2 separate regions of the Homo sapiens genome follow, and region 2 is linked to region 1. The links are chromatin contacts, found by Hi-C in ENCODE. All regions are on one chromosome and are shown on one strand. The core of a region is the stretch at or near the end of the contact, and the rest is flanking DNA. Distances in the headings are between cores, read along the strand shown.

Region 1 (2,868 bases), core at 291-2,790:
AAGGGGTAAATGAGATTAGGGGGCGCAGCCAGAGCAGGCCTAGGAAAACGCCAGCAGCGTGTGGCGATCACGGTGATGAAGCGCAATGGTGGCCGCCCCGTGGGCTACCCAGGAGCAGGAGGAGGGCCGAGGGATCCAGCCCGGGGACCGGGGTATCAGTCCCCGACAGTCCCCTCCCGCCCCTACTCCCAGCCTCAGCGCACGAAGCCGCCGCGCCTTCTGGCAGACGCCGCTCCCCTCCCTTCCCCTCCCGGCCCCCGCGCGGGGCCTCCCCTCCCCGGCTCCCCCTCGGCAGGGCCTGGCGGACGTGCGCCGCGTCGCACCCGGCGGCCGGACGGGACAGGACGCGCCCGCCCCGCCCCGCCACGGAGGCCCGCGGGAGAGGGGGAGGGGAGGAAGTGCCGAGGGGTGTTTGTCGGGCTTGGCATTATTAATTTTTAAATGGTGAACTTACAAAATAGTAACGACGAGTGAAAAGAACTTCATAAACGAGGAAAAAGACCAACCCGCAGACCCACGGCGCGCACCACGGAGGGGCTTGCAGCGAGAAGACAGGGACCTCCGTTCCCAAGTGCCCAGCACTGCGCCACAGGCCGGGTGGAACGGGCCTTGAGGGCCTCTGGTTTGAGGTCCCCCACGGTCGGGCTTTGGGCCCACCGCGTGCGGCGCCGTGCTGGGCTCCTAGGATCGGCAGCGAGTCCAGTGACTCCCACCGCACCCCCAGTAATCACAGGGCGGCCGTCGACCGCGGGCAGGGGAGGGGGTCTGGGAAGGCCCCTGGAGAAGGTGGCATTTCCTCGAGGTCGGTGGAATTTGGCTACGCGAAAGGAACAGCGCGTACGAAAACTTCAGGCGGGAACGCGCGGTGGCCCGTGCGCGGCGGGTAGACGTGCGGGGCCCCGGGTGGGGCCGTGGGGAGAGGTCGGCAGGGGGCTTTCCCAGGGCAGAGAGTTAGAATTTCACGTCCTACAGACCGGGGGCACCTCGCCCTGGGGCTGCGGGGGGCGGCGACCGTCCCATTCAAGAGCGTGATTCTGAGGTTTGCACAGCTGTTTCGGGCCAGCAGAGCCTTCGCTGGCTCTTGACGTCCTTGCGAGGTGATCTCTGCGACCACCAGACAGGAGAGAAGACCCATTTTACAGATGAGGTAGTGCTATCTCCAAGTCCTCAACGAGGAAACCGAGAAGCCTCTAGTCCCGGGTCTTCAGAAAACGCAGAGGTGGAGCCGCGCCGCACTCGGGCACTCCCCGGCGTGGGCGCTCCCGGCGGGCGGGCCTTGGCCGAGGGCGCTCGGCGGCCTGGAACGGTGAGCCGGGTGCCGGGCCTGCCACGCAGCCGCAGAGACTCAGCCCCGCCGGCGGGCGGCAGGAAGGGAGGCGACGCCCCCTGGAGCGCGGCAGGAACCCGGCCCGGCCCGCCTCCCAGTCCGCCTAGCCGCGCCGGTCCCAGAAGTGGCGAAAGCCGCAGCCGAGTCCAGGTCACGCCGAAGCCGTTGCCCTTTTAAGGGGGAGCCTTGAAACGGCGCCTGGGTTCCATGTTTGCATCCGCCTCGCGGGAAGGAAACTCCATGTTGTAACAAAGTTTCCTCCGCGCCCCCTCCCTCCCCCTCCCCCCTAGAACCTGGCTCCCCTCCCCTCCGGAGCTCGCGGGGATCCCTCCCTCCCACCCCTCCCCTCCCCCCCGCGCCCCGATTCCGGCCCCAGCCGGGGGGGAGGCCGGGCGCCCGGGCCAGAGTCCGGCCGGAGCGGAGCGCGCCCGGCCCCATGGACAGCTCGGCCGTCATTACTCAGATCAGCAAGGAGGAGGCTCGGGGCCCGCTGCGGGGCAAAGGTACCGGGGCTGCGGGGAGGGGGCCGAAGCCGGGGCGCCGTGGGAGGAGAGAAGGGGCCGGGATCTTCCCCAGGGGAGCCGCCGCCGCCGCCCCGGGCGGCCGCCTTAGCTGTGCCCGAAGCTCCCAGCCCGAGAGGGAGCAGGGAGAGAGTTTGAACTCAGAGGAGGCTCAGAGACGCGGGGCGGGGCCTGGCGCCTTTGGGGCGCTCCTGTTCGCTCGAGGTGAGGAAACTGAGGCAGGAATAGAGAGGGAACTCTTCGGGGGTTTCCTGGCAGGCATTGCGTGGTGCATGGGCGCCCCCCCACCATTGGCGCCAATGGGGCTGGGAGATGGGGGAGCTGAGGAGGGCGCCTATGGGCCACCCGCTGAGACTCCGCCCCACCCCCCACCCCCACCCCCCCGGGCTGCGGTCCGGTAGGGTCTTGGGAGGGGGCGCCGAGGTGACAGCAGGCTGGGGAGGCTTGGAGGGATCTCCCGCCAACACACAGCTACGTTCCCCACAAACTTCGCGTCACGCGTGGAGGCGCCGACCCCCTCGGAGGCACAGAGAGGACGGCCGGCACTTCCAAGAGTCGCTTGGCGCCCGCGGGGAGAGTCGTGCGCCTAGTGGGCACGCACCACCCCGCAAAGCCTCGCCGCCCCGACGAGGCTGCGTCCCCCAGCGTGGCTGGGCCGGGGTGGGGGGGTCTGTCTTCTCCTTTTCCCCGTGTGGACCTCAGGATCTGGACGCTGCCCCCAGGTCTGCCCACCCTCGCCTGGGTCTGGCTGCCCCGGAACTGAGGGCAAGGTGGAAAGGCTAGTTGCAGGGGGCCGGAGGGGGGTGGGGTGGGAGGGGTATCTGTCAATCAGGCTGCTGGGCTCCAGGTCGGAGGTCTGGGCGGGGCAGGGCAAACAGATGGCCACTGGACACTGGCCCCAGGCCGCGGGACTGCACCCCTGCCTCTGGGCCCAGCCGCAGTGAGGACTTCGTACCCACGGGGGTGGAGAGGATGGAGGGAGGGCAGGGGTGGACTGCCCTGGGTCCCAGGCCCTGGCTG
Region 2 (2,895 bases), core at 396-2,895, 880 kb after region 1:
GTACCACAGTCAAGGTTGGGCACAGGACAGCCTGTGTAGGAGACTCCTGTCCCCTCCACCCTCCGCAGTGATCCTCCTACTCTCGTCCCTCACCTGCGGCAGTAGCGCTGACACTTCCTCCTCCAGACACTAGAGGCCGCTGTTGGCCCCATCGCCTCCACCGCCGCCGCAGAAATGAATTCCTAAACCAGCCTTGCTATTCCGTGACTTGCTCCAGATTCAAAGTCCCAGTTGGAGCATCCGATTGGCGGAGCTCATGTCTTCTGCCTGCAACCCCAGAGCCGAGTCAGGGAGAGCAAGCATTGGGGCTTTGTGGCAAATGGTGGCCTGCTTTCCATTAGGGCCCTTGCGATGGGAATTCCCCAAATGTAGGCAGGAGGTTCTGATGGTGGGCAGCCAGGAAACCAGGACACTCACACCACCTTCTTCTCTCACGTCCGCCTCAAACCCTTCTCGTTGGCGAAGTATTCCTGGGTCCCCCAGCCTAAAGCACTTTTCTGGACTCACATAACCATTATTGCTTGAGCCAATCACGATGCCAGCAGGACCGCAGTAACACCTAATTCGTACCATGTCTCATTTGACTTTCAAACAACCCTAGGCACTACCTATATTTAGTGAGAAAAAAAGAGTGCTCAGAGATTTTCCCAAGTCTCACAGTAATGCCAGGTTGTACTCTGTTTCCAAAGCCTCGGGTTTCCCAGCGGGCTACACTGATGGGCTGGTATCTTATCAAGTTCAAGCTCTGCAAAGGCAGGGCTTGGGCCACATTCTTCTTTATACGGCCTGGCAGCATCTTGAATGCAGAAAAATGCTCAGCTAACGCCTTTGGATTGGCCTGGATGGGATCAAGCAGGAGCCAGTTCTGGAAGGTTTCCTAACTCTCCAATGAGGCCTGAACCCAGGGAGCATTTTGAAGTGGAATAGGCCTACTCAGGATCAGTTTGGGAAGACTTGAACCTGGGGAATTCCGTTGTACGGCCCCCTTTACCTCACCTCCCCCAAATGTGTCAAAACTGTCAACAAGAGGTTTGCAGGTGTTCATTATTTATTCATCCCACGGGTAGTTTTGAACCCCTACGACTGCTCTAATAGACCAGTGAGAAAAAACACACAATTCCTGTCCTGTGAAATCGACATTCTAGTGGGGGAGGTGAATGGTAATAAAAAATAATCAAACCAATAAATGCTAATTTGTGGCTCTAACAAGCCTGATGAAGGAAATGCCACGAGATGCTGTAAAAGGCAGTTCTGACCTACTCAGGAAAGCCAGGGCAGCCTGCTGGGGGACCTGGGGCTGGAGCTGGGAGCTGAAGAAGGGGGAGGAGTTAGAACCGTGGTGGGGGGAGGGAGGGAAGAGTCTGAGTCCTCGAGGTGGGTGAGTAAGCATGGATCATCGCTCATGTTTATAAGAAAGTGACAGAGGAACCTGGGGGCCGAGCGGCTTGTTTGTGGGCTGCCCCAGCCTCCGTGCGAGCGCTTCTCGCTTGGATGGAGGCGGGGCCGCAGTCTCCCAGGTCCCAGCTGGGGCTGACGTCGTCCTGGTGTGTGCCCAAAATAGCCGGCTCCGCCCTCTTCTCCCGGCAGCCCCTGCAGGCCCCCACCCCCCCAGGGGACAGGCGGAGCCGGCCTTCTCCCCGTCTCTAGTAGTTTCCGCACCGCTGACGCATGCCTGCGCGCACAGCTGGGCCGGGCGCGTCCTACGCAGCAGCCGCGAGCCGGGCTGCGGGTGCCAGACGGTTCCCGGCGGGGGGCAGGGGCGGGGCGCCGCAGGAGGCCGGGACTCCTGGCGGAGGAGGTGCGGCCGGGGGCCCGGGTCAGGCTGGGGGCCCTGGATCGGACTGCTGGAGTTGGGGGGCCCCGATAGGGCTCCTGGGCCTGGGCGTCGAGATAGCTCTTGGCCCCGGCCTGCGGGGGCAGATAAGGCTGCCGGAGGGAGCCTAGTCACCGGCCGCAAGCAGAGCCCGGTGTGCTCCGCTTCCAACTGGGAGCGCCTTCCGCCACCCGGGGAGGGGGACTGCTGCAGCCACAGGGTGGGGCTCTTGGTTCTTTCCGCCTGACTCCTTCTCTTCTGCAGCCCCAAGGAGGCCCGCCTGACGACTGACCAGTTGCCATGGCATCCTACTACGAGATCCTAGACGTGCCGCGAAGTGCGTCCGCTGATGACATCAAGAAGGCGTAAGTGCCTCCGTATGCAACAGAAGACCTCTCACCCTCCACCCGCCACCACCATGGGGCACTTCAGAGTGACACCTGTAGGTGTCTGAGGGAACCAGGTCGTTAGAAAGCACTGGGGTGCTTCTTCCGAGTGACACCTGCAGGGAGGAAAGAGACCCCTGGTAGAGTACAAGGAGAACGTCCAGAGAGTGAAGTAGTTAGTTCCTCTGGGAGCTGCACTGTGTTATGGGTTGTTCTCCAGTTGATCTTCCCCTCCTCCTCCTCCTCCTCCTCCTTTCCCCTCCCCTCCCCCTTCCCCCTAGATTTGGGCATTCTCAGGCTGCAGTGCAAAGATGCAGTGCAAAGAGGCTCTATGAGGAGGAGGGGCCGGTGTCCCTGTACTCTTCGAGGCCACATGTGCCCCAACCTTTGCAGCCCCAGTCCAGTGAGCCCTAGGGAGGGGCTAGGGACCCTGGCATTGTATCCGCTTGTACATGTGGTCCCAGCACTGGTGGCGGAGGAGAGAGGGTGGAACTTGATGAAAATATCACAGCAGCGGCAGCCCTAGCAGCTGGGGTGGACTGGGACCCGGGGGTGAAAGGACAGTGATAGGCTAATGGGAAAACAGGTCGTTCGGTTCCTGGGTGGGAAGTGCCTGCATTTGTCCCCCGACTCTCTCCTCTGCACCCACTTTCTGCAGGTATCGGCGCAAGGCTCTCCAGTGGCACCCAGACAAAA

Evidence for each region. A loop is a pair of places that touch in the nucleus more often than their neighbours do. Pooled maps may share reads with other maps.
Region 2: a map of CD8-positive, alpha-beta T cell shows a loop between it and region 1 (11-fold over the local background). The contact joins the promoter of DNAJB2 here to the promoter of CTDSP1 in region 1. A Hi-C loop is called at or near these places in 2 of 168 maps with a recorded cell type or tissue (CD8-positive, alpha-beta T cell and breast epithelium), 9 of 37 single-sample maps with no recorded cell type and 18 of 50 pooled maps.

The regions. Positions count from the first base shown.
Region 1 is chr2:218,398,328-218,401,195 of GRCh38, forward strand. CTDSP1 (CTD small phosphatase 1) reads left to right here and starts at 1,541. Exons shown (of 7, transcript NM_021198.3): 1 at 1,541-1,830. The coding sequence starts at 1,764. RefSeq lists silencers at 189-458, 1,149-1,518, 1,589-1,668, 1,829-1,988.
Region 2 is chr2:219,277,721-219,280,615 of GRCh38, forward strand. It overlaps DNAJB2 (DnaJ heat shock protein family (Hsp40) member B2), which reads left to right and starts at 1,646. Exons shown (of 9, transcript NM_006736.6): 1 at 1,646-1,798; 2 at 2,078-2,178; 3 at 2,858-2,895. The coding sequence starts at 2,114. RefSeq lists an enhancer at 1-470 and silencers at 47-249, 1,491-1,970.